Linked DNA regions of Homo sapiens: all the other regions are linked to region 1. The links are chromatin contacts, found by Hi-C or POLR2A ChIA-PET in ENCODE. All regions are on one chromosome and are shown on one strand. Each heading gives the region's core, a stretch centred on a gene start or an enhancer-like site at or near the end of the contact. The rest is flanking DNA. Distances are from core to core; before and after follow the strand shown.

Region 1 (3,678 bases), core at 768-3,267:
AACAAGGGATACTACCTACTTTGGAAAGCTGTAAAAGTACTAATAAAATAGGAAAGCATCCAATAAAATAGAAGGTGCCCAGCAAGGAGTGCTTTTTAAAGTCCCTGCTCAGGCTTTTTCCTCATTTAAACATTACAACTGTATTAACTGTGTAATAAGTAAAAAGCCAGCAAGCAATCAATGTGGGGTTTTTTGTGTACAGGATTGTCTACACGTCTTGCTCTGAAAATAAGTTCAGGTCCTTTTCATTTCCACCTGTACTATTAAATTACCCTTCTTAGGCTTTCTGTCCCCACTGCAAGTTCTTCCCCTTCTCAAAATACTCTAGACGAATCCTCAACACTCCTAGAGTTTCTTGTGTTATGCTAACTCTTTAACTTTAAACTTTTCATATTCTCCACTGTTAACAGACTTTGTATTTCTTAGCCTGGTACTCAAGTTTCTTCACAATCAGAATCCAAAGGTTCCCACCTCCCTGTTCCATCCAACACTTTAGACTTCTAGCTCCCCAAACCTATACTGTGTAGACTTCTGAGCCCTGGCTTCTGCGTTTTCCTTCCTGTCAAAATATGAGACCTGTAATCGGCAGTGTGCAACAATTTTTTTTAAATAAGCACATTTGGCCAGGTAATAGCACTTCCAAGAAATTTAACAAAGTTCAAACTTTAGAATGTACACAAACATTTCGGCTTCAAGAGCTTTCTTTTAGAACAATGCAAACTGGCAATAACTTAAATGCTCAGTAACAGGAAGCTGGTTAAATTAGAGCACATATCTAAAACAAAGCGTTAGGCTGGTTGCAGTGGCTCATGCCTGTAATCCCAAAACTTTGGGAGGCTAAGGCAGGTGGATTGCTTAAGCCCAGGAGTTTGAGACCAGCCTGGGCAACACGGTGAGAGCTTGCCTCTACAAAAATTAATAATAACAAAACAAAGTGTTAATTTTTTTTTTTTTTTTTTGAGACGGAGTCTCGCTCTGTCGCCCAGGCCGGAGTGCAGTGGCGCGATCTCGGCTCACTGCAAGCCCGCCTCCCGGGTTCATGCCATTCTCCTGCCTCAGCCTCCCGAGTAGCTGGGACTACAGGAGCCCACCACCACGCCCGGCTGATTTTTTTGTATTTTTTAGTAGAGACGAGGTTTCACCGTGTTAGCCAGGATGGTCTCGATCTCCTGACCTCGTGATCCGCCCACCTCGGCCTCCCAAAGTGCTGGGATTACAGGCATGAGCCGCTGCGCCCGGCCCAAAGTGTTATAATTAACATTAACTGCCCTGTTAAGATTTTTTTTTAAATTATTTTAACGTTACTAAACAGGTCGTATAGTACCTCACTTTCCAAGTGTGTATGCAAAGAAACAAGCGTGGAAGGTAGACACCAAGATATTGACAATGGCTTTCTCTGGCAGGTTATTTTAATTTTCTTCCATTTGCTTTCCAGTTTCTAAAGCTAATATATTCCTCTATGAAAACGTGTGAGTAAAGAGAAACAAATTCATGCCTTGTCTTTCTAGGCCCAATTTAAAACTATTTTCTCCCCCAGAAACTTTCCCCCTTCTCTGTCCTCATTCCTACAGCGCAGGATGCCTCTCTATGGCATTTATTAATTCCTAACCCGCCTAACACCATCTCCCATACGCTATGGCAAGGAAACCCCTAAGAGAAAAGCCCCTACGCTGCACGTAGCTGCTCCAGCTACTGAGCCAAGACTACGCAGACAGTACAAGTCTTATAACAAAGCGGAACAAGCCAGATGACGTCATCCCGCTCGCCAAAGCACATCACGTGGTCTCCGCAGCACGTGACCCGTGCCTTCGCCGTAGGTAAAAGAATGACGCACGTCAGTTCCAGATCGTGCGTTTTACACCCCTCTCGGCAACGAAGTCCGCTGCCTGGGCCTAAACCTCTCCAGAGTGTGGCACCGCCGGTGTTGGAAGTTACCTGTCTCCAGAGCCGGCTTAACGCAGCCGCACGGGGTCGCTGTAGGCCGAGGCCCCGACTCCTCCAAGCCGCGCATGGCTACTGGTTGCTGAGGTGCCCACCCGACGCATTCAACCTTCCGCTTCCGCTCTCCATGCCTGACGCATGCGCAGTGGCCTCGCCGGCGAGGTCCCGCGAACCCAGGAGAATGTGCGCGCGCAGGGTGGCGTTGAGGGAAGCTTTGAGTTCTCCATGGGGCTTCGAACCCTATCCCGGGCGTGTGCCCCTCCGGGACCCCAATCTCGTTTATCTTACACACAGCTGCTACAGTTGCCCGCCCTCCTAGGGTAGAATGCGACTCCGGCTTCCCGCGCTTTTTGAGAGGGAACACACCTCCATGAAGAACTCGCAACTATGTCTCTCTCGAAACATTATTAAGTAACCTATACGTCCAGTATGACCCTAATTTTTAAGGGATGTGTATATGTAATTAACACAGAGCGGAAGGACTGGACGTTAAGAAATGTTAAGAATTCTCAGGCACCTGTGGTCCCAGCTACCCAGGAGATTGAGGCGGGAGGATCGCTTGAGCCCAGGAGTTTGAGGCTGCAGTGAACCGTGATCGCGCCACTGCACTCCAGCCTGGGTGACAGAGCGAGACCTCGTATCAAAAAAAAAAAAAAAAAAAAAAAAAAAAAAAAAAAAAAAATTATCCCTGGGTGGTGGGAAATTTTTCCATAATATAAGTTATGCTTTGTCAGAAACAACCCCAAATAAGTCTTATTTCAAGTGTGGTGGATGTTATAAAGGAGCCCTACTATGTGCTAGGGGTTAAGGAGTGGGAACTGTTTCTTGTGCTCCACACCTTACCGGAACTGAAGTGAGAATGGAATTATAAGAGTCAACATGCCATGTGCATTGTGGGGATTATTGTCGTTTCTGGACAGCTCTGAGAAGCTAAGAGCTAACAAGAATCATTTAATCCCATGCAATGACCAGTTGTCCTTGCAATGATAGCCTATCTTTTACCCACTTGTAATGCTGTCTCTCACCTTTAGTAAGTTTCTCTGTATATAATTCTCTTTCTGGGAGAAATTTTAAAATCTTTTATCTTTTTATCTGTTAACATCTGCAGTATAAAATATTCAAAAGCATATGAGTCACAGATTGAAAAGTCTAACAACCATGAAAAGATGTTTCCATGTCTGTCCATTTGTCATTGATTTCTGGTAGAAAATAACCAGCAGGAGGAGCCAAATAATTAAAGATTGTGGTTTAAAAAATAAGATAAAACTGATCAAATTCATATAGTGTCTTTTGGCAGGTCATTTTTACAGGACAACTTGGAAAAGGCTGCCATTTTTTTTAGGAGGGACAGCTCTGTGCAGCTGGAGAAACAAGTTTGAAAATCATTGTTTTATATATATATAGCGCGCGCGCGTGTGTGTGTATGTGTGTGTTTATAAAACTGGGCCAGAATTACTGCGCTTGCCACTAGATGGTGGTGTTGCTAAAAATGATAGTCCCGCTTTATCTGTGGAAAGACTAGATTTAAAGAGATATTTGCCCTCCTGGAGGGCATGGTAGACGTTGTTAATCACACAAAAAAATATGTAATTACCAAGTGTGACAAGTACTGAAATGCAAAGCTGATTTGAATATACTAGGGAAATAGATTGCTACTTCTTTTATAGGTAAAATTTCTCTTGACTGAAAACGGGAACTTAAATATGCAGCACATTTTTTAGTCTATGATTTGAAGTT
Region 2 (3,584 bases), core at 246-2,745, 150 kb after region 1:
TGCCTGGGCCACCATTTCATTTTCCGTGTGTGACCAAGCTACCATCCAGTGGTTCTCTCTATTCTGATGTCCTGAGTCAGCGCAGAACCAGGGAAGATGTCATCAAGGTGACTTGCACCTGGATTGGGGACTTTTCTGCTTCCGTCCACGTTTCCTGGAAATGCAAGCTCCCTGAGCTCCTGGATCTGACCTAGGAGAAAGGTGCCTCCTTGCCCGTGAGGCTGCCAAGGCGGAGTCACTTCTTTAGGCCGTGCCCTGCAGGTGGCATCGGTTGAGAACCCGGAGCAGTTGGGTGATAGGGAGGAGTCTGGTGTTTGCAGCGGGGCTTCCTCCTTGGTTTTCCTTCCCTCTGCTCCCCAGGCAGCCCATTTGCTTGGTGTCTGTGATGGGTGTTTTAGAGTCAGGCTCTCTGAGCTCAGCTCCTGGTGCTCACACTCTGTGTGGCTTGGGCTCCTCATGTAACCTTGGAGCCGCAGTGGCCCCCGTCTGTAAAAACAGGATTGTTAAGATGCTCCTGGGGCTATCTGGAGGATTCAGGGAGCTAAACCCGTGGGGTGCCAGCACAGGGCCAGGTCTACACTCACCCAGCGATGGCTGTTCTGTGACTCAGAACCCTTTGGAGTTTTTCTGCCTCAGCCTATTTGGGCAGGTAGGTTCCTCTGGATGAGGAATGCCTTTTGTCCCCAGCTAGTCCCCTGCCTGACCTAGGGCACAGGCAGTGAGGGAAAGTGCATTTTTTTTTTTTTTTTGAGACGGAGTCTCGCTGTGTCGCCCAAGCTGGAGTGCAGTTGCGCAATCTCTGCTCACTGCAACCTCCACCTCACGGGTTCAAGCAGTTCTCTGCCTCAGCCTCCCGAGTAGCTGGGACTACAGGTGCCCGCTACCATGCCCAGCTAATTTTTGTATTTTTAGTAGAGACAGAGTTTCACCATGTTGGCCAGGGTGGTCTTGAACTCCTGACCTCATGATCCACCCACCTCGGCCTCCCAAAGTGCTGGGATTATAGGCGGGAGCCACCGTGCCCGGCAGGAAAGTGCATTCTTTAAGAGCCTTTACGAGAGTTAATTTACCTTGCCCTCTGTCAAACTGTTGGAGGTAGATTGGTTCCTTGTTCTGTATTTACCTAGCAAGTGGCTCCCAGTGTTTACCTACCCTAACTTCCTTATAGAAACAGGCATTTATTGAATGCATATTTTCTCCACACTGTATGCTGTTCTAGGGCGTTCTCTGTGTGCTGAGGAAAGGTTAAGGTGTGGCAGAATTTTATTAAGGCCAAGAAAACCGTCAGGGCTTCTGGTTGAAAGTTGCACCAAGGCTGTGGAACTCAGGTGAAACAGCAGAATGTCTTTAGTCTAAAAGGAAAGTTCTATTGAGAAGGCAAATGGAAGCCATGACCAAAAAGGTGACTCCTGAGGGACATGCTCTCCTCACACACAGTGGCCATCCCAGCAAAGCCGCCCTTCCCTCCAGCACCTGCCTCTGTCCTAGGCACGGTGCCCTCTGACAGGCTGCTGCCCTGAGGCTGGCCCAGCCTATTTGTGGCTACACCCTTCCCCTGACTCCCTGTTCTCCCCAGCTCATCACCATGGGCTTTTTTTTTTTTTTTTTTTTTTTTTTTTTTTGAGACGGAGTCTTGCTCTGTCACCCAGGCTGGAGTGCAATGGCATGCTCTTGGCTCACTGCAACCTCCACCTCCCAGGTTCAAGTAATTGTCCTGCCTTAGCCTCCCGAGTAGCTGGGATTACAGACACACACCAACACGCCGGGCTAATTTTTGTATTTTTAGTAGAGGCGGGGTTTCACCATGTTGGCCAGGCTGGTGTCAAACTCCTGACCTCGTGATCTGCCCGCCACGGCCTCCCAAAGTGCTGGGATTACAGGCGTGAGCCACCGCGCCTGGCCTGGGCTTCTTTTTTTTTTTTTCCAATCCTGAAGGATCCAAAACCTGAGGGGAGAGGAAGGGACTTTAGAAAAATCTCAGCTCCACTCCTCTCTTTCCTTACCCCTGACTCAGATCAGCAGTTCCCAGAGTGTCCCACAGGACACAGTACAGAAATGGGGTTCTGTGGGCACGTGTTGTCCACCCTCATTCATTAATTGATTTAGAATCAATAAAGGGTTTTTTGGTTTATTTTTTGTTTTGTCACCCAGGCTGGAGTGCAGTGACACGACCTCAGCTCAGTGCAGCCTCAACCTCCTGGGTTCAAGCAATCCTCCCACTTCAGCCTCCTGAGTAGCTGGGACTGCAGGCACACACCACACACCCGGCTAATTTTTATATGTTTTGTAGAAACGGGATTTCGCCATGTTGCCTAGGCTGGTGTCAAACTCCTGGGCTAAAATGATCCTCCTGCCTTGGCCTCCCAAAGTGCTGGGATTACAGGCATGGGCTACCATGCCTGGCCAGAATTAATAAAGTTCTGAGTCGAATAAGTTTGGGAAACACTGGGTTTGGAACTCAGCTAAGTTGATTTACTGGGACCCTCTAAGAAGGCATTAAGGCAGGGTAGTGTTTCTCCCAAACGAGGCTATCCATGGGACCCATTTCTGCATGTTGAACTCAGCTGGGAGCCCGAGGAGAGTTGTACATGCCTGAGCTCCCTTCAGACTCCCACAGACTTTGTGCTATGGGGCAGGAGGGAGAGAGGAGTGCTGAGGCTGCCGGGCTGCATGGAACCCCAGATAGAGGGAACCCGATAGCACGGTCGGCAGGCTAGGGGAAGTCAAGGAGTCCCTGAAGAGAAAGGGGTCACCAGTTGCTGACCCAGCCTGTAGTAGCCCCTAGGCACAGCGATACTGTCTTAGGGCTGAAAGTTAGGATCTTCCAGATTACTCAGATTCCCTTTGCCCGATGGCTCTGAGTGGCAGTTTTCTAAATGTCCACTGGGTGGCGCTGGCTCCCCAGGAGGCGGCAAAATGAGGCGCCCCTTCCCTTTCCAGCAGGAATTGGCCTTTTTCTTTACTTGAAAATTACAGAATTCCATGCAGATTTTACAGCCTCTGTAGGTAAGCTTTCACAAGGTGTTTTTCTGCACTTGTCCCCCCTCCTTGCCCCGATCGCTCTGCCCCTCTCTTGGGGGGGTTTCTGCTTCTGTTTATGCCCTGGTGGGCCACACCACACTCCCACAAGATGAACATTATACAAAAGAAAACTCAGTGGAAGGTTCCTTCTTTAAACAGAAAGCACTCTCTTCATCTGCCAAATGAAGTGAGAAGGGTAGGAAAATTAGATTTTATTGAAAAAATATATTTAAAACTGATGTTTTTTCAGTTCTGTCTTAGGGCTAGTTAGCAGTGTTATGAGACACAAACAGGAAGGAGTGAGGTGGAAAGGTATGGAAGGTACTGGGCATGGCAGCTGAAGCTTGCAACCCCAGCACTGTGGGAGGCCAGGGTGGGACAACTGCTTGAGGTCAGGAGTTTGAGAACAGCCCGGGCAACATAGCAAGACCCCATCTCCACAGCAAATTAAAAAAAAAAAAAAATTAGCCACATGTGGTGGCACGTGCTTGTGGTCCCAGCTACTTGGGAGACTGAGGCAGGAGGATTGCTTGACCCCAGGAGTTTGAGACCAGTCTGGGCAA
Region 3 (3,395 bases), core at 744-3,243, 180 kb before region 1:
TTAACAGCCCCTCCTTGGGAGCAGTCCTCAGCCAGTGGCTGACAGGAGTTGGCGGACACACCCTCCAGCTGCCTTGCCCCTGGGAACTCAGGGGCTGTGCATATGGGCCGCACTGGCTCCCAGAGCCCCCAGCAGGACCCAGCTCCAGTTGCCTACAGGGGAGGCTTGCTTGCTAACACACCATGATTGTTCTTCCCCTCTCCTGCTTTACTTCCATGCTCCCTAGCAGCATCCCCTCCCAAACAAACTACTTGCATTTGAATCTTTGTCTTAGAGTCTGCTTCTGGAATAACCCAAACTAAGACTACCACCTTCTAAAAAAAAAAATGGCAGAGTGGGTGAACCAGCTGGCTACATAATGGCAAATATTGTTTATATGAAGTAAGTCCAAGTTAGGTCTATACCTCCATGCCCTCTCACCACTTGCCTGCTCCTTTCCTGGCCCCACCCTCACCAGTCTTGCAAGTTTCTTCACCACTCATGAAGGAGGGGAACACCTGTGAGGGTGTCACAAGTCATGCTACCAAGAACCAGAACCATACAGGGCTTGACTCCATCCCTGAGCCCCTGGGTGACAGTTTCCCATGGCTCTGACAAGGTGCTAGAAGTGAGCTGGCATATGCTCTGCCTTCTCAGACAGGCTACTGGTCTGGTCTGTCCTGGTGTCTGTCAGACATGAGCCCAGCCTTATGTCACCCAGTTCCTGAACTGACGACTCCCCAGGATGATCTATGTCCCTGATAGCACAACCTCTAGACCACTGGGTCTGAGGACCAGAGTGGTGGAGCCATGGGATGCTGGAGCAGGAAAGTCATGTAGGGACTGGGAACTTGTTCTAACCCTCCCATTGTTGGGGGGATGCCTTAGACCTGGGAGGACAGGGTCTTGTCCAAGGTCACACAGTGCAACAGGAGTGGAATGGGGCATGAACTCAGGGTTTTTTCTTTTATTTCCAGTTCAGCATTTTTGCCTCATTAACAGACTGTATGGAAAGAGGAGCAAGGGGGCATGGCAGAAGAACAAGGGCCCCGGATTTCAGACTTGGCTTGAAACCCACTTTTGCTGTTAGCTGTGTGACCTTAAGCAAGTTACTCAGTTCCATGTGCCTCAGTTTCCACGATTGTAAAGTTGAGGTTCTATTAATCATCCAACAGGGTTGTTAGGAGGCTGAGCAGAGATAATTGAGATGGAACACACCTGGTAGTAACAGATGCCCAATAAGCACCGGGTGACTCTGAATCTATAAAGGGATCCCTCTTATTTTACAGCCTTCCACCTGGATGACACTCAACAAATTTTAAACAGAAATATCCTCATCTTCTTCATAATCACTTCTGGAAAATTTACAGCAGGGTCTAGTGCAGAATTTCCAGATCGTGTGATTCAGAGTTCTGCTTCTGAGAAAAGGTGCCATGTGAAAAAAGAAGGAGCTACCAAGTAAGTTTGGAAAGGGTTGCATTAACATCGTCCACGTTAACACACTGCAGGACTTCTGAGGGCCTTCGCTTAACTTTTTTTGTCAGGAGCACTAAATATCTCCTAGTCTTTGGGGATGCTGCAGGGAATAGGTTTGGGAGACAGCTGGTCTACTGGAAAGGCCACCTGACTGAAGCCTTGACTCTTTTATGTCTCTCACTTACTCATTGTGTGCAGTTCCTGAACCATTAGAACTTGTTTCCTCACTGGTAAAATGAGAAGGGGGATGATAAGTAAGGGCGTTTCCGGTTCTGATGCGCTGGATCTTGAAGCTCTTCTCCACCACTAGCGCCCTGCTTGTAACCTTAGCACACGCAACTCTGAACAGGAATAGTCCTGGGAGAAGGGCGGAAGGTTCCAGGAGGGCGCCTGCCTGCCTAGAGTCCCCTTGCCGGTCTCACCCTGGAAAGGTAGGCGGAACTAGAACAGGCGGGCCCCACTGCCTGCAGCCTGCGAGGAGACGCCAGGGCTGCAAGCCCCCCCGCCCTCCTCCGCCCCTGCCGGGACAGTCAGCCGCTAGGGGATTAGGAACGGGCCCAGCGCCCATTCAAGCCATTCAGCGAGACAGGAAGCCAAGCGCGCTCCTGCCCGCCCGCCTCTGCCGGGCAGGTCTGCGGGATGACGCGCATTGTGCTGGGGACTCGCCCAAAGGGAGGCCCAGCCGTGGGGAAAACCGCGTCCCGCGGGAATCCGACGCCCGGTGACGGGGGCACCTGCAAGGCTTCAGGGCGAATCCCTGACTCCCAGCCCGGGGCTGAGTCCTCGTGGGGCCGCCTCCGCGCTGCCCAGTGCTGCCGGTTATCTGCTCACAGCGGGTGGCTCCGGGCCTTCAGGAGCGCGACGGGCGCCATCCCTTCCAGTGCCTCCCGGGACAAGGCCAGGGTCATCGGCACACGGAGTTTCAGCCCGAGTGCCGGAGTCTTTCTTCAGGACAATGCAGAGATCTGCACAAAAGGCAGGCAGGCGGGTGAGGACAAGTTAATCTCTGTGAGCCTGGAGGCTCTTGAAGGCCTTGGGGGAACGGGCATGTTCATTTTCTCTGCCTCATTGGAGGCATCGAATCCTTAACCTAGACAAGCTGGATCTGGCTTTGAAGACTACTAGAAGACAGGGATTCCTTGTCGGCTCCCAAAGGCCGGTGCGGGGAGGCTCGCTTGAGCCCAGGAGTTCAAGACCAGCCTGGAAAACATGGTGAAATCCTGTCTCTATGAAAAAAAAGAAGAGGAAGAGGAAGAAGGAGAAGAAGGAGAAGGAGAAGAAGATGAGGAGGAGGAGGAGGGAAGAAGGAAGAAGAGGAAGAGGAAGAGGAGGAAGAGGAAGAAGAAAAGAAGAGGAAGAGGAAGAGGAAGAAGGAAGAAAAGAAGAAGAAAGAAGAAGAAGAGGAAGAAGAGGAAGAGGAAGAAGGAAGAAGAAGAAGAAGAAGAAGAAGAAGAGAAGAAGAAAGAAGGCGGCCCAGTGTCTTACTCCTCTTTAGTCCCAGCTATTAGGGAGGCTAAGGCACGAGGATCGTCTGAGTCTGGAAGTTTGAGGCTGCAATGAGCTGTGATTGCACCACTGCACTCCAGCCTGGGCGACAGAACGAGAGACCCTGTCTCACACACACACACACACACACACACACACACAAAACAAAACCACACACACAGGAAAGAAAAAAGAATGATGGGCTTTCACTGTCTGGGATCCTGCTGGATTTGTGCTTTGGCTACTGCAGAGTGTTGGAACTTCATGCATTTCTAATTTGGCCATGTCTGTGTACCACCTGTGTGGGATACTTCTCCAGGCGACCTTGGACTCATCCAGTTCTACCCCCTTTCTGCCTTGTAGTTCTCAAGAATAACTGTAGAATATGCTGGAAGGGCAACATCCTGAGATAGGGAGTGGCTGGCTGGAACAGCCTGGCTCTGTGCCAGTCCTCC

The links. A loop is a pair of places that touch in the nucleus more often than their neighbours do. ChIA-PET counts read pairs that join two places held with the same protein, here RNA polymerase II (POLR2A). Pooled maps may share reads with other maps.
Region 2: a map of Calu3 shows a loop between it and region 1 (12-fold over the local background). The contact joins the enhancer-like site here to the promoter of TRMO in region 1. A Hi-C loop is called at or near these places in 7 of 168 maps with a recorded cell type or tissue (CD4-positive, alpha-beta memory T cell, Calu3, IMR-90 and 4 more), 3 of 37 single-sample maps with no recorded cell type and 16 of 50 pooled maps. POLR2A ChIA-PET finds 5 or more read pairs at or near these places in 12 of 52 experiments (A549, CD4-positive, alpha-beta memory T cell, GM12878 and 8 more).
Region 3: a pooled map shows a loop between it and region 1 (2.8-fold over the local background). The contact joins the enhancer-like site here to the promoter of TRMO in region 1. A Hi-C loop is called at or near these places in 3 of 50 pooled maps. POLR2A ChIA-PET finds 5 or more read pairs at or near these places in 4 of 52 experiments (A549, A673, Panc1 and 1 more).

What each region holds. Positions count from the first base shown.
Region 1 is chr9:97,920,483-97,924,160 of GRCh38, forward strand. It overlaps TRMO (tRNA methyltransferase O), which reads right to left and starts at 2,018. Exons shown (of 5, transcript NM_016481.5): 1 at 1,936-2,018. The coding sequence starts at 2,011. RefSeq lists an enhancer at 1,621-2,070.
Region 2 is chr9:98,071,681-98,075,264 of GRCh38, forward strand. All of the region lies in intron 2 of NANS (N-acetylneuraminate synthase), which reads left to right. It also overlaps a transcript of TRIM14 not described here. Among named protein-coding and RNA genes, the nearest start is that of NANS, 17 kb to the left of the region's middle. RefSeq lists enhancers at 1-492, 2,953-3,584. Within about 2 kb of position 1,496, at least 2 of the 41 ENCODE cell types and tissues checked have a DNase peak (open chromatin) inside an H3K27ac peak, as active enhancers do.
Region 3 is chr9:97,739,343-97,742,737 of GRCh38, forward strand. All of the region lies in intron 5 of PTCSC2 (papillary thyroid carcinoma susceptibility candidate 2), which reads right to left. Among named protein-coding and RNA genes, the nearest start is that of XPA, 44 kb to the left of the region's middle. RefSeq lists an enhancer at 2,141-2,250. Within about 2 kb of position 1,994, at least 5 of the 41 ENCODE cell types and tissues checked have a DNase peak (open chromatin) inside an H3K27ac peak, as active enhancers do.